Linked DNA regions of Homo sapiens: region 2 is linked to region 1. A link is a loop called in an ENCODE intact Hi-C map of the cell type or tissue named here. Cell type or tissue: gastrocnemius medialis. All regions are shown on one strand. Each heading gives the region's core, and the rest is flanking DNA. Links, peaks and the distances in the headings are about the cores only.

The links. Peaks named below come from ENCODE experiments on the same cell type or tissue, not always from the same donor. Only the 100,000 strongest peaks of a DNase experiment are listed, where the experiment ranks them.
Region 2: it touches region 1 in a loop (6-fold over the local background); 3 of 110 quality-filtered maps call a loop at or near these places.

What each region holds. Positions count from the first base shown.
Region 1 is chr12:105,815,233-105,826,805 of GRCh38, reverse strand. No RefSeq gene overlaps it. Among named protein-coding and RNA genes, the nearest start is that of CASC18, 120 kb to the right of the region's middle. In gastrocnemius medialis, for the core only: no CTCF peak of the experiment used is centred there; a DNase peak (open chromatin) is centred at 5,845; H3K27ac peaks cover 2,240 bases.
Region 2 is chr12:105,918,068-105,929,640 of GRCh38, reverse strand. No RefSeq gene overlaps it. Among named protein-coding and RNA genes, the nearest start is that of NUAK1, 220 kb to the left of the region's middle. In gastrocnemius medialis, for the core only: no CTCF peak of the experiment used is centred there; DNase peaks (open chromatin) are centred at 6,738, 7,140 and 7,570; H3K27ac peaks cover 3,753 bases.

The DNA of each region.
Region 1 (11,573 bases), core at 2,012-10,011:
CTAGTTCTCCACATCCTCTCCAGAACCTGTTGTTTCCTGACTTTTTAATGATTGCCACTCTAACTGGTGTGAGATGGTATCTCATTGTGGTTTTGATTTGCATTTCTCTGATGGCCAGTGATGATGAGCATTTTTTCATGTGTCTTTTGGCTACATAAATGTCTTCTTTTGAGAAGTGTCTGTTCATATCCTTCGCCCAATTTTTGATGGGGTTGTTTGTTTTTTTCTTGTAAATCTGTTTGAATTCTTTGTAGATTCTGGATATTAGCCCTTTGTCAGATGAGCAGATTGCGAAAATTTTCTCCCATTCTGTAGGTTGCCTGTTCACTCTGATGGTAGTTTCTTTTGCTGTGCAGAAGCTCTTTAGTTTAATTAGATCCCATTTGTGTATTTTGGCTTTTGTTGCCATGGCTTTTGGTGTTTTAGACATGAAGTCCTTGCCCATGCCTATGTCCTGAATGGTATTGCCTAGGTATTCTTCTAGGGTTTTTATGGTTTTAGGTCTAAGATTTAAGTCTTTAATCCATCTTGAATTAATTTTGTATAAGGTGTAAGGAAGGCATCCAGTTTCAGCTTTCTACATATGGCTAGCCAGTTTTCCCAGCACCATTTATTAAATAGGGAATCCTTTCCCCATTTCTTGTTTTTGTCAGATTTTTCAAAGATCAGATAGTTGTAGATATGTGGCATTATTTTTGAGGGCTCTGTTCCGTTCCATTGGTCTACATCTCTGTTTTGGTACCAGTACCATGCTGTTTTGGTTACTGTAGTCTTGTAGTATAGTTTGAAGTGAGGTAACGTGATGCCTCCAGCTTTGTTCTTTTGGCTTAGGATTGACTTGGCAATGCGGGCTCCTTTTTGGTTCCATATGAACTTTAAAGTAGTTTTTTCCAATTCTTTGAAGAAAGTCATTGGTATCTTGATGGGGATGGCATTGAATCTATAAATTACCTTGGGCAGTATGGCCATTTTCATGATATTGATTCTTCCTACCCTTGAGCATGGAATGTTCTTCCATTTGTTTGTATCCTCTTTTATTTCATTGAGCAGTGGTTTAACTACAAACATTTATATATATATATATACATATATGTGTGTGTGTGTATTTACATAAATGTATATACACACACACACACACACACACCTGGTCTTGATGTAAAATGCCTGTCTTACTGGGGGTTGATAAAACAGTTTGAAAGATACTGGTTTGGAGGATATTTTGTTAGCTCTAATATTTCTTAAAATTAAATCATCATAAACTGTTTAATAAGGGGTTTATTCATTCCTTCAACAATAGTTGAGTAATTAACCACCATAGTCAAAGTATTGTGCTTTCAAAGTAGGGAATGCCACAGATGAATGAATAAGACACAGGGTTTCATTTGTCAGATAGAGAAGTAGAAAAACAAATACGCTGTGATGCAAAAGGCTGTAAAACAAGTGCTAACCAGAGGTTTACAAAAGTGCCACGAAAGCACAAAGGACAAAGGAGTGAGTGTTAACTCAGGATGTCAGGGAAATTTGAACAGAAGAGCTGGCATTTTAGTTAGACTTTTTAAAAAATGAATCACTAACGCGTGCTCAGCACTTCCTATGTTGTCAGAGTTTCTGCGGGAAGGAATATTACAGGGATCACCTCATCTTATCCTCACATGTTCTCATGGCTAGGAGCTAGTTTTACCTCCACTTTATAGAAGAACAAACTGAAGCATAAAAAGGTGAAGGAACTGCTCAGGGATAAACAGCTGTGAAGTGGTGGGCAGAGCTTGTGGTGCATGTCATAAGATAGTGCATGTCGCCAGCTTAGGGTTGTGTGCACCACAATATGGTTTAGGATGTTTGGCCCCTCCAAATTTCCTGTTGCAACGTGCTTCCCAGTGTTGGGAGGTGGTGCCTGGGTGTAGGTGATTTGATCATGGAAGCAAATCCCTCATGAATGGTCTAGTATCATTCCCCTGCTCACAATTTAGTTATTGCTCCATTAGTTCATGCAAGATCTGGTTGTTTAAAGGAGTCTGGGAACCTTCCCCTTCTCTCTCTTACTCCTTCTCTCTTGCTCCAGCTCTCCCCATATGACCTTCCTGCTCCCACTTCGACTTCTGCCATGATTGGAAATTTCCTGACTGAGGCCTCCCCAGAAGCCGAGCAGATGCTGGCACCACACGTTTTAAAAACCCTGCAGAACCCTAAGCCAATTAAGCCTCTTTTCTTTATACATTACCCAGCCTCAGCTATTCCTATAAGGCAATGCAAAAATGGACTAACACACACCACCTGTACCACCTCCCAGCCATTCCCTCCTGTTGGTTCTTCCCCACTCGATTTTCCTCCAGCTACAGAGCATAATTTAGGATTTCACTCCCTCAAAATATTGTCATTTTCATTGTCTTTGCTACCACTGCCCCTCTGCCTTCTCCCTTCTGAAAAGACTTCTACAAAACCTTCATAGCCCAGCTCAATTGCTACCTCCTTTTTGTGTCCGTTCTCCATACCCTCCACATTCTTCCAGCAGATTTCATTGTTCCCTTGATCATATTAAAACTAGTCTTTGAAAAGTCTCTCAGATCAAGCCCAGTCGTGTTTCTCTTCGTTTCTGCCTCCCAGCACAGTGCTGGCATACTGTGGTTGCTCAATAAAGGAGAAGGGAAGGCAGACAGAATGTAGGATTTCCATGAGCAAATAAGTAGAGTTTGGAATCCCAAGCTGAAACCAACATAAGTAAGAGCAAAGAAGTGAGAGAACAAAATGGTCTGGTGGTGAATGGGGTGTAAGGTACCCAGATGCGTGCAGGAGGGGAGGTATCTAATTATACCAGCCTGGAGCCAGATTGTGCGATTGTGCAGCTGGCAGGCTTTGCCAGGAAGTTGGCACTCCATTTTGTAGACAGTGGTGAACCACGGAGGGGTTTCAGAGATGAGGGACAATATTTTAATTGAGTGACACACTCTATTCTGTTTCCTTACCTTTGAAGGGGTTGAAGGGCAAGAAGAAATATGAAAACTATTATGTACTTATTATATTTCAGGTACTGTCCTAAGAGCTTTCACTAATGCTCATGATAAGCTAGTACATTAGATGTGATTCCCTTGTTATTCAATTGTGAAGCAGAAACTCAGACAGGTTAAGTAACTGATTCAAGATCACACCAAGAGAAATAGCAGATTTAGGATTTGAGCCCAAGTTTCTCTAGTTCCAAAGCTTGGGACCTCCCTCTTCTCTCTCTTTTGCTCTTGTGGTTTGGTTTTCCCACCACATCATCCTGTCTCCAAAACTCTTAATAGCCTCAAGCAATCCATCCACCTGGTGAACATGGTAAAACACCGTCTCTACTAAAAATACAAAAATTAACTGGGTGTGGTGGCGGGCGCCTGTAGTCCCAGCTACTCAGGAGGCTGAAGCATGACAATTGCTTGAAATCAGGAGGCGGAGGTTGTAGTGAGCTGAGATCATGGTGCACGATCAGAGCAAGACTGTCTCAAAAAACAAAACAAACAAACAAAAAACAAAAACAAAAACAAAAAAACAAAAAAACAAAAAAACCGACTACCAACAACTCTTATTAGCCTTCCCACTCTTAGTACCTTTCCTTCTTCTCTTACCCACTTCTTTTTGCCTTGTTCTTCCTGGGTCCCTGGACCTAAGTGGCAGCTTTTAAAAAGAGGGTGACCTGAGCCTTAGCAGTAGATGCCACAGTGACAGTTTTATTTCCCTCCTTCCACTGAAAATAGGGGTATGGAGCCTGGAACAGGCTAGCGGGAGACAGTGGCTATGTGTCTGGTCCCTGAAATGTCCCAGCCTTCTGCAGATGTCTCTGCCTTCTGGGTATCTTTCTGATGCTTCGAAGGAGGCCTTCCCTCCAGCTCATGAGTACACAAAACAGCGAGATTGCCAATTTTAACATGTGTGGGCATCTGCTGATTTGAAACCTCCTTTTGGATGTACTTTTTGTTACTTTCTTTCTAAAACAGTTTTCTTCCAAGTCTGTCAGGCCAACCAAAAACACAGAAGGAATTATAGACTGAAAAAAAAAAAAAAAGCCAGCCCTCCTTTTCTTGATAATGATATTATGATTCTGGTATTCCAATTCAATCTTTTCCAAAGTTTTTGAGCAATGTATGTTGTATGTGTGCTTGTGATTAAAATATGATGTACCTTAAAAGCCATTCCAGCCTCTTGTGATGTGGTCATAAAAATTATTTCAGCATTAAATACCTTATTCTCATCCTGTCAACTTTGAGACCACTGCTAGATGAATCACTGGAGAAATGAAATGCTTAGCGAAATGTTTTTCTTCCTGATTGCAGGGCTGAGGCTTATTCGATTAAAGGATAAAAGTAAATTGATCAAATATGTGGATGCTTGGAGTTTATTTTTATCGCTCCTGAGCAAATTTTGGAATGCAGCAATCTGATTAGATTTTTCTCCTTGTGGTTCCCTGTGAAAGAGGAAGAGCCGACGAGAAAGCGCTGAGGTCCCAGCCCTGGGGGATGAATGATTGGCCAGTTTCCATTTTTAGCTTTCCTGACTTCTATGGCCTAGAGAATTGAAGTCAACATCAGGAAAGCCCCCTTCTAATAGAGCAGGCTAGCAATTGTATGGCAAGCTGACTTAGAAGCATTCATGGAGTTAATACAAACACACCGAGCTTGACGGACTCAACCTGCAGAGACCATTTCTATTAACATTCTCCCTCCAACTTGGGGTCCTTGTGGCCTCTCCCTCTTCCTCACCCTGATCTCCTTCGTGGTCTCATTTTCCAGGCCATTGAGGTTTCAGGAAAATGACAAGAAACTGAGAGAAAGCCGGGGGACATGAGGGCAGAAAAGGGACCGTTGGTTTTAATTTCAGCTGTGTTCTTAATTCTATCCCCAGCCAGCTTCCAGGGCCTTCTGGGGCTGGGGGAGTGGCCAGCCACCTTCCTGCTCTGCAATCCCAAACATTCATTAAATTTTCCTGTTTTAACACATCACTAACAACAACAACAATAAATAGCAAAATTGATGATGAGTCTTCTAGGTGTCCCAAGTGCACTGAGGCCTGACATTCCTTATGTCATTTAATCCTCACAATGCCCCTGTGAGGAAGGGGCTATTATAGTTTCCAAAGGGGTTAACTGCGGCACAACAAATTTATGTAACTGGGAAACATTGTAGAGCTTGGATTTGAACCTATCCATTTTTAGTCTGGGCCCTCTGTATGTAATCATGGCATCAAAATGTACTATTTTGCTGTTAAGTTGGGAGGCTTGAGATTACTACATGGAAAGCCTGCCATACCCAGCTCCTAGAAGGAGATCACTAAGGATCATAATCAAGGTACAAGTGTAGGAGGGGGCCAAGGATTCAGCCTAGAGGAGTGGAGGAAGGGCTTGGTGTGGTCAACTTTTTAATCTGTGAAATTGGAAATTTCTTTCTACCTCCCTTCACCCCAAGTACCTGGCAGAGTCTCTGCCCACTGAAGGCATTTCTGAAACATTTGCTGACTTGTAATTGTGAATGGAACTAAGCAATAAAAGGATCAAGGACTAGCGATGTACTCCAGCAGCCAAGAGACTTGAAAGAACCAGGAAAATACTGCTAAATATTCTGAAAAATATTACTTAGTAAGTTGATAAAAGTAACTAGAAGAAATTCCATGTTGGTACTAATGACAAGATGCAGGGAGAAAGGACTTTTTTTGAGGGCTTTCTTTTGCAAACAGCTTACAAACAAAAGAAGGAATCAATGGACACATGATGTTTCCCCTCCACGGGGGAGAAATGCCAGGTTAATGACTGCAGAGGCCAAACCATTTACAAAAATAGCAATATTTCTTGCACAATCAAGCTCTGAAAATGCACCAGCAAGCATGAGGAGGTTGCGTTAACAGCCAGGGACACACTGGAAGCTACTTGTTTCATTAAGTGACCCAGTCCTCTCAAGGCCAACACAAGCAAAGAATTTTGTGGCCTACCTCTGAGTCAACATTGAGAGGAGGCCCCTAATGAATGAAAATGCATTGAGTTCTTCCATCGAAAGGATGTGGCAGGCCCAGAGCCAGATCGAATTATTAGACTGGATTTATTTCAGGCCCTAAGTTTAACCAGCTGGAGTTCTTTTGAAAGTACCATCCTATGAAAACTTTTGAATAGAGGAATTTGCCACTTAATGGGGTTTGATTAGAGACAGAACACAATGTCCTTGGCTTGTATCCTCCTTCTGTACAGTATGCCCTCCACCCAGCTCGGGCCATCTGCAGTGCATGTCAGCTTAAGGGCTGCAGGCAAGGTGCTCAAAGAGCAAGGGTCTCCACAGATTTGATCTCTCTTTGAGTTGATGCTGCTAATGAACTTGTAACTCTTAGCAGGCCACCAGAGAAGAAACTGCCAAGAGTGAGGACAAGAGGGAGAAAGAAATAAGAATGAGCTAGGCTGGAAAAGCCATGGAACCATACCTGGGGAATGGTTTAAAGTCCACACACACCTTCCTCTCTGTACACAGGATGTACACTTGCTAACACAGCTTTAGCCAAGAACTCAAGTCACATAAACACTGCCATCCTGGGCTTCACTTTAATAGAAACATTCTTCTTCTCTTTGTTTTCAGATAAACAAATAGAGATGGATGAAATCCAAAGTGGAAATTAGAATGATGAAAGACTGACATTACATATAGTAATTCTATTAAGCATTTATAATATATCTCCACACATATTATAAAAATCTGAAGGATTTCTATCAAAATATTAGCAATGGGTACCCCTAGATGGTGAAATTAGAAATGATTTTCAACACATCTTCTTTTTTTCTCATTTTTTATTAAAATGTTTTCATAAGTGAACATGAATTGCCTTTGTAATTGGAAAACATTTTTTAAATTTTAAAACATGAGAAGCCAATATATGAAACTGATTGAACTATTTATTACTCTAAAATGTGTAAAAAGCAAAGATGATTGATGCTAAGGGTAGAGGTTAAGGCAATGTATTCAATAACTGAGGGAAGGAAGTGAGAAATCTTCTGGGAATAACTCCTTTGAACTATTCAGTGTGCTGACCCAGCGTCTGACAATGTCACATGCTTATTGGCCTTTACCAGGCAACATTTTTTTCCTGATGTATATACTGAATTTGACATAGCCTCACACATAGATTGCCCGTGCAGGATCTTTTTTTTAAAGAAAAACAACCATTTGTATTCATTTTTTCTCCCAAGTGCTCAAAGCCATAATATCAACTGCAAGTAAATTGTACATGTTGAATGACTGAATGAAGAAACCAAGACAGTAAAAGACATAACCCTTGCCCTGAAGGAATTCACCACTTAGTTGGAGACGTAAAACCCAGTACATGAAACAACTGGATGACAAAATTAAGAAGGGAGTTATAGAAGGATAGTTGGAGAAGGGGGTTAACACTTATTAATGCCTACTGTGTGCAGATTTTGCTAAATGCTTCCTATAAGGTACCTCATTCAGTCCCTTAACCAACCTATGCAGTAGGTATCATTTTCTCCACTGACAACAGAAGGAATCAGGGTTCAGAGAGTTTATTTTCAAAGATGCCACAGCTGGCAGGGCACTGAGCCAGGAAAGAACTTAGGGCCTTCTGAACCCCAAGTCAGTGTTGGATCTGCTCTACCCCCACGCCCCTTCCATGCAGGTCTTGTGTAAGGGAAGAATTTACAGTGAGGGTGTGTACTATGCATCAAGCCTGGAAAGGAAAGAACATGACAAGTGGATTTGGCAAGAGATGTTCCTGTAGTGCTGGTGCAGCCTGGCTCTTTGAATTTATCCATCTTCCTTCCACACACACCCAATAATACATGAAGGTGGGTTCCAACACTCTTGGAGTTGTCTTGATCTAATCCCAAACTACTCACCCCAACTCATCCTATGTCTCATATCCCAGCCTGTTCCAAGCTTCTTAGCCTCGGGTCCTGCAGTTATACCATCCTCTGGTGGTCCAAGGTGTCCCCCTGTACCTGACACTCAACTCCATTTCTCCAGCTTCCCCCTTTGGCTGCCACCTGCACCACAATTCAGCCTCTCTGTCCTATTGTGCTTCCTCGAAGGGTTAAATGCAATAACTTATGTTAAGCACCATCATCATGGTGATATCTGGGAAGCTTTTTGAACATGTCAGTGATGGTTACAGGGACTGGAAGTGGTTAAAGATTTGAGTGCTACTGTCTTTTGGATTTGGATTCAAAGTTTTGCTCTGTTATTTGACTAGCTTCTGCTTTTTTTGGCCTAGGCTTTTGACCTTGGGCAAGTTACCAAACCTATCAAAACCTATCTGGAAAATAGGGATAATGATAACACTACTTCTAGAGTGTTATCTAGAGTTATTAAATGAGAAAATACATGTGGAGCACCTAGCACAATGCGAGTCATAAAGGATTCACCAAACATTATGAATATTATTAATGATACCAGTAATTGCATCATTGCCATGATTACAGAAACTCTGCCTGGAGAACTGCAGGTCTAGTGCCCTATAGCCCAGCAAAAACCCTCGTGAATAGCATTCCCACTGGGCTCACCTGGCAAGTCAAGCAGTAGCTAGACTTTAGAATTCAAGACTAAAAATATCAGGTAGATTCAGCACATTGGAACCCAGAGAAAGGAAGACACAACAGCGAAAGGGCACACGATGTATGCATGTGGCAGGGCAAGGTATAAAACAGAACGAAAGAATTTTCTGGAAGAGGCGTTATAGAAGGAAAACAATTTTTCATTTCATGTATTCATTCATTTATTTAATAAATATATACTGCCAGTTGAGAATCCAAATATAAATAAGACAACTCTCATGGCTTCCAATCTAATGGGGGAGATATTTTCCTAACAAGATCAATGAATACAATGTAAAATGAGTTATACTACTGCAGTTAAAGGATCAAGAAATGGGGTGTTTGATTTTTGTAGATGTGCTTTTTATCAGGGTTTTCAGATGAGAAGGAATTTATGATGAATAGGGAACTCTTTCAGGGCAGAAGAAACAGTATACCTGGAGTTAGAGTCAGGGAGCAGAACATGATGGGTAAGGAGGTAGAAAGGTAATCTGGCATCAGATATTGAAGGGCCTCTATTGACAGGCTAAGGCATAAGTTTAAAATGTTTGGATTTTTTAAATTTGGCAAACACATTCCTAAGAACATACCTGTACTGTGGCTTCTAGTGCTCTATCTCACATGGTCCTGTCTACATCATCAGAAGTTTCCAGTTAATTGCAGGATAAATTCTAAACTCTAAGGAGATTCCAAAAATGATATCTCCTGTTGACTGGATGCTCCTTGCCCCCAGGCAAAGTTTGTAGAACACGCAGTGTGCATCCATGGCTTCATCTTCATTCATGACTGATTGACTTAGAACATTCTCCTTTCCCCCTCTCCTTTCTGTCCTCAGTAAATATTCACAGATCATTAGATGGTGGCACTTGGGAGAGATGATAGATGGCTAGAGAACTCAGATATCTAACTCACCAGCTCTTTTCTAGTCTTTGCATGCTTTTGCAAATAACATTTACCTATTCTATTTAGCCAGTGTAGCTGCTGTCACTTTCCTGGTGAGATGGTAGCAGGTTTGGGGATGGCAGCCTTTAGAGACCCTTGCATTAAGCTCAAGTATAAGTGAGGACACTCAGACTGCGTTAAGGCTCATGACCCATCCCACCACATCCCTCTGGTCTGGGCCTCTCTGTGGTGAACACAGTCCACATCTTCAAACGAATTGCATGTGCTCAATTGCTGAACCATGTAGTCCTGGTTTTGTCTATGCCTGCATTCTTGTAAGATGTCCTCACTATCATACTTTGGGTCAGAGGGAAGTGGGCAGAAGATGATGAAGAGCCAAGAAAGAAAGAAAAAGAGTGCATCCCTGAATGTGGTCCAGATCCAAGAAGGCCAAGGTCAGTGATGCCTAGGCCACAGGGAATATTGGAGGGAGGTGCTGCAGTGTTGAGGTTGGTGTTCCCCCAGGTCCCCTTTCCCTTCCCTTCTGTGGGTGTGCATGAGGCTGCTAGCACACCTCAGCTATCTCCTTCTCTGGAGACTGGACCTTGATCAGATAGGGGATGCCTACCACTGAAGGACCGCCAGAATAATGCAAGCTGGGCCCAGAGTTGCAATGCTGGAGATCATGCTTCCAAGCTCCTGGGGGACCAGCCTGAAGCCAATCTTCAGTCAGGAGCCCATCTTCCCTTAGCTTCCTTCCCCTGCCTTGCCTTGCTTCCCTCATCCCTTCCTCACAAGAGCAGTTCCTCAATAAATGTTTTTCACAAGAATCCCCATCTTAGGCTCTGCTGAACGCTTGCCAGGACAAGGAGCAAACAGCTGAGGACCAAATCCAGGGGGCAGAGTGGGAGAATACATTTTAGGAAAGTAATTTAATTTCCAGGTACCATTGTGTGACATGATGCAAGCACTGTCTAGGGAGGGGTTTGCCAGCAAACCTTGACTTTTACTGACCATAGCATTAAGAGCCATGCTACCCAGGTCCACACTCAAAAGGTTAATATGAAGTATATGCTTAGAGGTTTCATGGCTTAAAGATAACATTTCTTGAGTATTTTTCTTAAGAAAATTTGGGCTTAAGAAAAAGATGAAAACAAACTACAAAGCAGTTCATAGTTGCAATCATGCAAAACTAAACAAACTTTTATAAGCATTTTGATGTTATTTATTTCAAGATTTTTACTGTACATAAGCTACTTTATGTAGATAATTTAGTGGGGTTTTTTTTACTTAATATTAAATGTAAAAACCAAATTGCCATATTTATTTCCTGAATGGGTTGCATATTTACCATTTTACCAATCGTGTTTATATTTATTGTACTCAACCACCTTTCCCCCTAAGCATGATTTAAATGTTGTTTTGTAATGTCAAAAGTAAAGTAATATTTTAATGTCACTTTAATTTGCATTCCTTGTTTGATGATAAGGCTGAACGTTTTCTCACATAATGTTTCTTGGTTGTACTTCTCTTTCAGTCAGTTTTGCATGGGTCCTTGGCTATCTAGCTTTAGGATCAGACATTCTTCTTATCAATGTATAGGAACTCTTCAGGCTCCAAAGACAGCAACACTTTGTCATATGTGTTACAAATATGCCTGCACTTTTCTTGCTCTTTGTTTTCTAGTATTTCCTTCAAACATGCAGACATATTACATTTTTGTTTGCTCAAATTTACTAATGTTTTACTTTTTGATTAATTGATATTATTTTTAAACATGGAAGTTATGAATCCATTTGTTTTTGAGGTAATATGAAAAACCAAAACATTCATGGATGTCAATTTTCTTGGGAAAAAGATGTTGGCTGATTTTTATTTTCTTCTCTTTTTCTTATTTATATTTTCTAAGTGTTCTATGAATAATTAATTTTCGGTAATAAGAACAAAGTATAAGTCATTTTAAAAAATTTCTTCTTTTAACATCAAGTTTATTCCAGAGAGAGATGAATCCTTTGACTCCTCCAGGTATCTGTCATTGGCAGTGTTTCAATGAGCAATTGCCATGTGACAAATAACCCCAAAACCCAATAGCTTAAAATGACAGTCACTTATTATTATGTGTCTGTGGGTTATCTGGTGA
Region 2 (11,573 bases), core at 3,574-11,573, 100 kb before region 1:
CGGAGTCCCGGCCTCAGAGTCCCGGAGGCCAGAAGTCTGAGATCGAGGTGTTGTCAGAGTTGGTTTCTTCTGAGGGCTGTGAATCTATTCCATGCCTCTCCTGTAACTTTTGGTACTTTTATGGTAATCTTTGGCTTTCTTTGGCTTGTAGGCAAATCACCCAATCTTAGCCTTCATATTCACACAGTTCCTTCCTTTGTTCATGTCTATCTATGTCCAAACAGCCCCTTTGCATAAAGATTCAGTCATACTGGATTAGGATCCACCCTAATGACCTCATCTTAACTTGATCGCCTGCAAAAATCTGATTTCTAAATAAGGTCACATTCAAAGGTACTAGGGGTTAGGACTTCAACATCTTTTGGGAGACACAATTCAACCCCTAATAGAGGCTATGAGGGGCTATCTCAACATGCACAAAACTAGTGGTTGGATGACCATAAAGAGGCTTTTTGGATAATTGAGAGGTGGTTAGATGAGAGGAGAGAATGATAGGAAAAGCCTTGGGAATTAGGGTCATGATAGAACTTAGTGACTATGTGTGGAGAAGGAGAAGAGGAAGAGTTAACAATGACACCGAGACTTCTCACTTAGCCAATGTGTGGATGGACGAAGACATTATTGAAATTGGAAGGAGGCACTTGTTTGGAAAGAAATGGTGGGTTTATTAAATAAGAGCATGGTTATGTGGGGGAAATTCCAGTGAAGAGTAGGCAAAAGAAAATAACATTTACGGAACATGTTGTATGCTATGTATCAGCCCTGAGTAATAAATGGTAACTTACTGTCAGCGAGGCATGATTGGGAACTCTTTGTGGAGACAGGAAGTCACCCAGAGCTAGAGTGGACTGGACTTTGGGAGGCCTGGATGTCAGGAGACTGGTAGGATGTCTTTTGACATCATGTTCCTGAACTTGCCTTTAATAACCATATTTAGGCATTAACCCTACTTCTTTCTCAAATGTCATTCTGCACTTGTCAGGAACTGCCCTCATTCCTGACCAAACGCTTCCTGTTCTGCCAGGTGATCACACCTGGTGGCATCAGGCCAGCTCCACGTGCTGATGGTTCCTGCCCAGGCAGAAAACATATCGGAAGCTTCCTGGTTAAGGAATACTTTTCTTCTTACATAAAAGCCCAGTCTCTCATTTCTCAGCATCCCTGTCTGTGCCATTGGGATAAAAAATTCCCACTTCACAGAGTAATATTCAGGATGAAATGAGACAATGTAGGCCAAGCCTTATCATAGAGCAGAGCACGTCGTAAGTTATTGAACACACATTAGCTTCTCTTACTGTTGTTGGTATTCTTGTTGTTTTACCTGGAGTCTTGTGTTTATTCTCTTTTGCTATTTGGATTCCTCCTCCACAGTGCTACCAGAATGACCTTCCTTAAAAATCAAGTCTAAGGGACTCTTTCCTTCTGATTGCTCCCCAGTGTCTAAAGGTTAAGCTCCAGTGAGCACAGCCTGGAAGTCCTCCTCTCTCCCTTGTCTCACCACCCACCACATACCTCCCAACACCATCTGTTCCATCCCCACGGGATGTTTGGCTCTCCTGTGGACACATCAAGGCCTGTCACCTCTCTGTGTCCTCTTCCACTCTCTTCCCACTGTGTTCTTTACCTGGTAAACTCTTACTTATCCTTCAAGACTCAGAACAACCATGGCCCCTCAACCCTCGAGGTCAACTTCAGCTACTGTCGGGCAGAGTGATAGTGTCCACCTTCTAATATCCATATGTTTTTTACTTCTCATTATTGAAATAGTCCTAACCACATGACACTATAATTATCTGGTCACCTGTCTGAAACTAGCAACTTGAGCACAGGATGGATGTTATTCGTATGTAGTAAGCCCTCAGGATTCTTTGAGATTTGTGCAGCTGTGCCATCTGTGATATGGTTTGGCTGTGTCCCCATTCAAATCTCATCTTGAACTGTAGCTCCCATAATCCCCACATGTCATAGGATGGACCCAATGGGAAGTAGCTGAATCGTGGGGGTGAGTTTTTCCCATGCTGTTCTCGTGATAGTGAATAAATCTCAGGAGATCTGATGGTTTTATAAAGGGCAGTTGCCCTGCACATGCTCTCTTGCCTGCCACCATGTAAGATGTGCTTTTGCTCCTCCTTTGCCTTCCAGCATGATTTTGAGTCCTCCCCAGCTATGTGGAACTGTGAGTCCATTAAACCTCTTTTTCTTTATAAATTACCCGGTCTTAGGTATTTCTTTATTAGCAGCGTGAGAAGGAACTAATACAGGCTGCCATGTCTGTTGTGAACTCTTCTGTTCAATCTTTTTTTCATTGAGTAGTTCATAAAATATGGGTATAATGGATGGCTTGAACACTCAGCCTGCCCTCATGGAGCCCACAATTTAAATTCTAATTACTTTTCCATCTCTCATATAATTCAATAACTAAAATAATTTTCCATTTTTACTTTTGGGAGTTTGTATTATCAAAATGGTAGTTTCTTCTTTCATTTTCCAATGGTAAAGTTACCTTATAATATTGAATTTATTTTTCCAAGCAACAAATGCCACCCTAGAGTTACAGTCTTTTTCTCTTCACCAAAATGTTCTTATTTAAATTTTAACTTTCAGAAATGTAAGTCAAACATATATTCATAATTTAAAAAGCTAAGTAATGTTACAAATCTCTTAATGAATCAAAGCAAACCTTTTCTCCACTCTCCTCTGCTCGAGCCTCTTTCCCTAAACTTTTTTAAATTTTTAGCTGTTTCACCTTGTTTTTCTAAGTATTATGTTTATACTGCTGTTCTTGACTGATCTCTTTTGGGTATTATCTGGACTTCCTATTAAGGAAGATGAAGATTTAGTGCTCTTGTCTAAGCCTAAGTCTTCATTTGCTCTGACTCCTTTCTCAGCATAGTTATGGGAGAATGCACGCTAACTAAGGAAATACTCAATGTTTTACACTTATGCCAGCTATTAAGCTCAGCTCCAAACCCACCTTCTTATACTCTGCTCTGTGATGCTGTGCTGGGACTCTGCAAACTACGTTTTCTTTCTTCTCAGCTGGCTTCGTGAAAGGAGATGGAAAGTAGAAGGAAGGGGAAAAGGACTTCTTTCTCTTTCTTGCTGTTCCTACCAGAATCACACTAGCAGTTGGTTTCGGCCTCCAACTTCCTTTGGCACCAGTGTTTCAGAGGTATCAGCACCAGCCAAGTGGCAATCTCTTTTCCTAGCTCCATGGAGGTCTTCTTCCAAAGGTCTCTTGCTTCTGTAAGTCCAACTTCTTGTTGACTTAGTTGTTCAGCACTATTTACTAAAAAGCCTATTTTTGCACCAGCAATTCGAGAGGCTACATTTATCATATACTCATTTTCCATTGGTACTTGGGTCTAATTTTTGGTTTTCAGTTCTATTCAGTTGGTCTATTTGGCAATTCACGTGTTAGTACTACATTGTTTTACTTATATTTCAATGTCTGATAGGGTTAGTTTCCCTTGAAGTATTCCTTCTTTACTATTTCCCCAACTGTTTTTCCATGTGAACTTTTCTAGTCCTATGTGTATGGACAATTCTGTTAAGGTTGGTAGCAAAGAATTACAATCTTTGGAGTCATTTCTCTGTATCACTGCCACAAGTGGCACACAATAAAATCTCTTCTTTTCAATGAAAGCTACTCATCAATGGGTTTACATGGCTGGGGAATCCAGGCTGGCCTATCCCACTCTGCAGTGCCTGTGGTAAACAACTCACAACTGCAGCAATAGCTTCAGCGAAATGTGACTTTGAACTACAAATGACAGCCATTAGACAAGGACAGGGCTGAGGATTTTAAATGGCTACTGGAATATGAAAGCAAACAGGGTAAACCCTTAGCTAAAACATCACATTCAGGTTAAGGAAGCAAGTTACTTAGCAGGATAACTTATTGCTCCCCCCCAAAATAATTCACACAGTGAGTGAAAACCTAATAATGCTAGTAAAATTAAAATGAATAAAATGATAGAACAAAATGTAGGAGGAGAAATTGAAAAGTTTCCACTTTGAAGCCATTTGATTAGTCAACATATTGATGATGTGGCAGGTGATGATGACGAGGTTTGTGTAATCAGCTGAAAAACAATCGCTTCTCTATTTTGTCTGATGAATCAATGGATTTCATCAATAAATGCCATGATTTATTTGGTATTTGTACAAATCGTGGTATTTGTACGATTTGTAAATGATGGTGTTATTAAAGAAACCTTTTCTGTTACCAAAAAAAATTTGCCCCAAACAAGTAAAAGCCATCTATAGTGAGTGTCTTATCTTTATATCTAGAGACACAAAGTCTGTCTTTGAGGAACTGTGTATTGCTGGTGGCTCTTTGGTGATTGGCTCCATGAAAAGTTTAACCTCTCTTGTAAGGAAAAAAAAAAAAACCCTGCCACTATCACAACACACTCCTTTTTACAGAGAGATGCTAAAGGCAAAAACTCTTGGAGATGATATGAATCCAGATAATGGTACAAAAATGGTTAGCTTAAAAAGCAAAGACCAATTTACTCAAGAATGTTTAAAACATTATGGAAGCCTGAACAAAAATCACGTACAGTCTCCTGCTACATAAAGAAATTTAGTGGCTTAGAAGAGGGAAGGTTATCAACAGGTAGTAAAGCTGACAGGTGAACTGAAGGGGTACTTTCAAGAAAATAGCAAGAATTGCTGAGACTTTTGAAGGTGAAGAATGACTGCACAGATTAGCCTACCTAGAAGACATTTTTCATCACGTGCATCAGGGAAACAAGTCCGTGCAAAGGATTAGAAAGAATGTTTTGACTTCAAGTGACAAGATTCTTGGAAAAAATGATGTTGCAAAAGGAAATCTTGACATATTTTTATTGCTGCTAGAGGAAGGATATCTACAAGCCTCGTCTTATTATAAACCACCTAGAAGATCTGCAGTACCAAAGTGAAGAGTATTTTCCCTCCCTTTTGACACACGTGTATGATGGAGTGAGGGATCCTCTTTCTCCAACTTCTGCTCAGCCTGAGAACTCTCGACTGTGAGAGAAGAGGAAGAATTTGGTGAGGCACAGTCAGATTGTACGCTGAAGATGAGGTTTATTGATCTGCCCCTCCTCAAGTTCTGGGTTCTGTGAAGAAGAGTCTCTTGCCTTCCAAAGATACTCTTAAAAGAAAAGCAAGGGCATTTTTGCTGCAGTTTTCAGCTTCCTACATGTGTGATTAAGCTTTTCCTTGTTTAACATGCACCAAGAGCAAGGACAGAACTTCTCTCACTTAAGATGGAAATAAGATCTCTATGTACTTATTTCAAGTTTAACCAAGAGTTGAGTAATTGTGCTGAAAAAAAAAAAGCACAAATCTCACATTAAAAAGGTAAATGTTAGTTTTTATGTCAGAATAACATTGTTAATACACACACAAGCCTATATGAAAGCAGGAAACTAACGCATGTCTGTAATTATTTTGAGACAGCCTGCCTAAAGTTTAGCCTAATTATGTTAATAAGAAAAAATTTTTTTAAGAATTATATAAATTGTCCTAGGCCATATTTTTATTCACGTTGCTTTAGTTTGTGATTTCAATAGCTTTACTATTCAACAAAGTGTCAATACATTTTCAGGTTGTAAATACACATGTCACAATATAATGTATAACCTTTATTTAAAATATATCAAGCTACCTTTAGAGAAATTAAATTCCATTTTTTCTTAAGCCAATTATTTAACAGAAATGTATTGCATTCTCTTTATGAATTTTAAAGATGAATAGAAAGGAAAGAATGAGTAATTTCAAAACATGTAAGTTAAGTGTAGTTGCTTATTTTGCTCTGTAAAGTTTGGCTTAAAAAAGGTTTTAAATAAGGGGTAAAAACCTACTCTTGCACAGGCTATGTATTACATAACATTCACCTCTTGTACAGTAGATATTTAAGACTTTAGTCCTAGTTAAAGAAGTTTTCTTAAAAATTAAATAGGAAGGTTAAAAAAAGGAATGTGGGGGATGAAAGTTTATTCTACCTGCATACTTGGCCTGCATTAGGGTTGATATTCTTTATAGGGAGCGGGAAACCACAGAAAAAGATTAGGCTATTTGGTAAGCAAAATAGAGTGACAGATGATATTCTCTGCTCAAAAGAGCATTGACAAATTATTATTGGACTATGATATCTACAAGTTACTGGTTATGCTAATATACCAGGAGCTGTAGATAAAATATTTAGGTTCCTTGAGACCTTAAGATTATTTCAAGGGTTGGAAAGGCTAGTCTAGAGATTCTCTGGGTTCAGTTTCACAGGAGACCCACTTATCTTCTCCTGGATCCAGGGTATCCAAGTGATGTGGGGGACTATGTTGTTGAGGCTCCTATGATATAGATGCTCCGCCAGCCCCCTGTTTTCAGCCTAGGCTCACCTCCCACCTCCTGTGGTATCTGCTGCTCCACTTCCTGAGATATTCCAAGGCTGTCAGTTATGAATTAGCTTACCTCCCATTGGCTGCTGCCTCTGCCATGGCTTGGCCTTCCATAATTCAGTCTGGGTGGGCAGCCCTGGGAGAGAACCACTAAATTGGGTGATGCACTATGATTCAGTTATTTCTAACGCATTCTCAGACAGTGCTGGTCTTCAGCTCGCCCCACTCTTCGCATTCCCTCTTCTCAGACTTTGCGCTTTCCCAGCTTCCTGAGTCCATACCATCCCCTCATCTCCCCTAGTCCCCAGCCAACCCAGCCAGTGCCCTGTTATTTATTTATGGAGTGGCTCATCTTATTTGAGGATGACCCAGATTCCTTCCATCTATGAATCCTTATTTGCCAGCTGTCCTGTTACAAGCCCTGGGTAAGTTATATTAATAGACAGTGACTCATAGCACCGCACAATAATATAACCACCAGAGCCACTTAAGAGGGATGATATGAATGCACTGATTCCAGGTGGTCTGGGCCATATAATCAAGACAGCTACCTTTAGATGGTGGTGATGATGATAGGGGATCTAGTCTATTATTTTCTGGTCCCTTTGTAGAGTCTATTTATTTAAGCTTCTCTTGCCTGTATGAAATGGGTATTTTCTATTTTGTATATGAGAAAAAAGATCTCTGAAGTGTTAGCCAACTTGCATCAGGTCATAGCTGACTTGCATCAGCCAAGGCTGGAAGGGAAGTCTCTCTGATGCCCAAGCCCATGTTTTTCCACTGTCTGTTGCCTCAACTTTGATTATTTTCTGAGCAGCTTCAAGCAGGAAGAAGGAGATTTTTTTTGCCCACCTGACCATTATATTTTTACTTAGAGTTTCTGAACATTGTTGGCAATTTCTATTTCCAAATGTACTCGGTCGAATCCTCCCTTTGTAGGTGCTCATTGGCTCACAGAGGAATTGGCTGTAGTTTTGCTCACCCCTGCCAACCTCTTCCCTGTTGCCCCAGTAAGAAAGAACTGCCAGTGTTTGTACCATGCATGGACCTAATTAGTAGCTTTAATCAACCAGTACAAAGAGTGCCTTCCCTTTCCTGCTCTTGAGATTTCCAAATGTGCCTGCAGGATGGTTGCCTGTGATGCCTGGTGGTGCTCCCACAAAGGTGGGTTCCAGCTTATGCTCCTCATCAGCTCACGTGCCTGTGTCTCATGGTACTTGGTTCTAGCTGGGATGTTTTTGTTCCTCGAGGAGTCCAGGTGTCCTGTTTTTCACTCTCTGGGCCATGTGATTCCAGTGTGTTTATCTCAAATAATGTGTTCTGTTGCAAAAGGGAAAGAGCTAACATTAATTGGATGGAATTCTCAAGCCTAACATTGTACTAGCCGTTTTACATGCATTATCTCATTTAATCCTTACAGCAATCCAAGAGAGAGACAGTATTAAAGGCATTTACTGATTCATCAATAAACAGCATTGAAAATAGAGTATGTCCCGGAGTATGTTCCATTTGTGTTAGGTTGTTAAGTGCTGTGGGTACAGGGTAAATAACGGACAGTTTCTGTCCTCAGGGAACATGTAGTTAAAGGAAATTACAAATATTAAAACAAATAACTGTAAGTACCATGGACGTTGTGATGCTAACAACATGATCGGTATTATCACCGCAGTGACTACAGGCTCTATTACAATGCCCACAACTGCTCAGACGTGGTTTCCCAGTTATTCCCCATGACATCCTTTTGAGGTCTACAGTATCAAAATCCTATTTTCTGTTGAGACAACTGAGGCTTAGAGAGTTAAGTAATTTGTCCAAGATCCCATTAACAGAAATTGTTTGAGGATTAAAGAAGAAATTATGTGTAATATGGCAGGCAATGTAGCATAATGGTTATCAACAGGAAGACCCAGACTGCATGAGTTCAAATGTAAGCTGTGCTAGTTACTAGCTGCTTCATCTAGGAACAATTGTTTAACTCTTTGTGTCTCAATGGTCCCAATCTGTGAAATGGGAATAATAGTAGTACCTGCTCATAGTTATTATTCCCATGTTACAGGTGGGAAAACTGAAGCAGAAATATTAAGTCACAGGTTTATGGTCAGTGGCCAACCTGAGGCTCAGCCCAAGTCTACCTACCTGCAAAGTTAATGCTGTTACTATCGTCCTCTAGAAGAAGTTGGATTATTTTCCAGGCCATCAGAACACCAAGTTGATTCCTGGACCCCCTTACAATGGTGTCAGAGTAAAATGCCAAAGTACCTTTTGAAAGATGTCACTGGGCCTCCACCATTTGATATCTGGCCCTGGACACATTTACAAAGCAACATTTATGGGAATCTTCACTCAAGAGAAATGTGCTTAAATATAAGTGCTGGTGTGTAAACATGAATTGGCAAGTGGATGAGGAAGGAAAAAAATGAAGCTGGACAGGCCTTCAAGACAGAGAAGACCTCTGGGACTGACTGTGTGCATGACTGTGTGTGTCTGGTTGGGGTGGGGTCATCTCATTTGTGGAGAGAGCTTCTCTTCGAGATAAAAGGGACCTCTTCCTGCCAGAGATGAAAGAATGAAATGGTTTTATGCAAACGGTCCCCACTGAGAAGTGCCAGATCTCCATTAAAGGTGTCTGTCTTGTGTAACTGGTATTCAGAGCTTGACTCGCCAAGACCATTTGTTCTCTGAGGATGTCTAGAGACAATAAGGCTGGTGTTTCTTCTTGGACACACACACACACACACACACACACACACACATTTTGGCTGTGCTAGAGCTTTCAGCTGCCAACATATTCCCTGCCTGGGCTCCAGCGACAGCTGATAACCCCCATTAACATCTTGCTGCAGATGCTGGCAGCCTCACAGATCAGTCCCTACCTCAGGGCAGATTGCTGCAGAGCAGTTCCTCCCCCTTTCTTCCTCCACCACAACCCTATTAGGACCAAACATGTTTTTCCTTTTACCTCAGACATGCTTCTTCTTGTCTGGCCTCTTGTTTTTCTCCTGTACAGATTTATGAGGAGGATTCACGGAAACCCCCTGAGCCTCAGCTAGGCCTAGGGACAAGGCTAGCTTCTAGGAGGCATCTCATGGTTTGCATTCCATTCCATCCCCTGACCCTTTCGATCATGGAAGCTCACACACACGTACGAGTGTAAACCCATTGCACATATCTTTTCTAACCAGTCATGAAGTTTGGGTGTGTCTTCCTCTTGGAAATCTCTTCAAACTATCCATTTCACTTCCATCAGCACTGCCTGCATATAGACCACCACAGTATTTTGCTTGAACTTCTTCAGTAAAATCCCTAAACTTTCTCTCTGGTCTCCCTGCCTTCCCTCTTTCCCCACTGAAATTCACTCCCCCAAGTGAGCTTTCTAAAATGCAAATCTGATTTTGTGAGTCTCTTGCTTCAAGCCTTTAAATGCTTCCCTGGTATCTCCAAGACCGAGGATAAGTTCTGGCTCATGGTGGATGTTCAATAGAAGTTTCTGGAGTTAAGTAGAGTTGAATCTTCATTTTAAGCCAACGGAATATTCATTCTGAGAACTCGTTAAGAATGGCTTTATCTTGAGGACTTCATTCCTCTTCTAGTTTGTGCCTTCATACTCATCTGAAGTCCTTTATCTTATGTTAGAAGACTCTTTTACCTATAATTTTGTGTTCAGTGATGTTGGGGGTCTTCTGCAAAAAATTATTTTATATTCCAATAAGAAGTGGAATGTTAGAACTGGAAAGGACCTTTGAAGCTATGCTTTTAGCTTGAATAGGCTCAATAATGTGTTTGGGTTTCTGATCATTTGATGGAAAGGCACAGATTTAAAAGTTATAAATGTCTACCCCAACTTCCATCAACATGAAGCCAAATCTCAACAAAGGGCACAGTCCCCCACCCACAAATAAGCATTCATGAAAACGTAAAGAACAATTTTGATTTTAAGTTCTTGAGATGGCTTCCTCACAAGGCATCTTGGAGATCAACCAGGATGACATTTAAGAGATAGGGAAACTGAGGCATGGAGAAAGGAAGTGAGTGTTCTTAGGTCACAAAGACAGTGAGTGGCAGAACCAGGATTAGTATCCTCATCTCCTGGTTCACAAAGTGTGAGCACACAGTCTCCTAAATTGCCCCTGTGGAAGAGAATCTTTACCTAGGATAATCAAATACCACAGACGACATCCATGAAACTAGCAAAGCGGGTGATTTCAGTCAAGAATTTTCCCACTTCCCTGTAGGATAGCATCACTTATCTCAGTATCTAAAGGTAACAATGTAAGAGTCAAGGAAAATTAAGCACTAACATGGATGAATCACCATTTTGGGTTACAATACATACATTATCTCAAGTATTATTATCAAAATTTTTACAGATAAGGGACTGAAACACCAAAAAATTAAGTCATTTGCTTAGGTCTAATGTCCGCATTGGATTTGAACCCAGATCTCATTGATTCAAAAGTGGCAACTTCTTTTCTTTTCATAAATATATTTTTTCCAAATACCATAAGGACCACAAAAACTATAACAAATTAGAGCAATTTAAGAGCAATAAAGACAGTGCTTAAATATCCATCAACATACTTACAAATTGTTCTGTTAAAGCACCTCATTAACAGTGCTCTTGATATGCAGGGATAAACATAATTTATCCAGTTTTCTACTTGATATAAATCACGCTGTTAGGCTTCAGTGCAGAAAGAGAGTGCAGTAAGCCTTAGCTCAAAAAGTTATGCTTTCAAAAGAAGGAAGCACAGGTAGACAGAATACAATGTAGGTCCCAATTCATGAAAGAAGCATTGATAGCAGGGGATTTGTGGGGGAGTGTATTACTTTCTTTCCTTTGTGGACCTCAGATCAGAAAGGTTATCTTCATTGGCTCATGTAAGGCTTGTCATTCCATTACTGATTCATTCATTTTTGTCTACATTATTTGCTCTCATCTATTGTGTATCTTTTGTTCGTATGTATTATTATATAATTTTTTGTTTGCATGCATTTTTTTGGCTTTGTTTTTAAATTTGATTTTATTTTAGACTAGTCGCAGGTTTACACAATTTTATGATAGTTTTAGATTTACAGAATAATTGCAAAGGTAGTATAGAGAGTTCCCATATACTCCACACTAATCCTTGTTTCTCTATTATTAACCTTTTACATTATCCTAGAACACTTGTTGCAATTAATGAG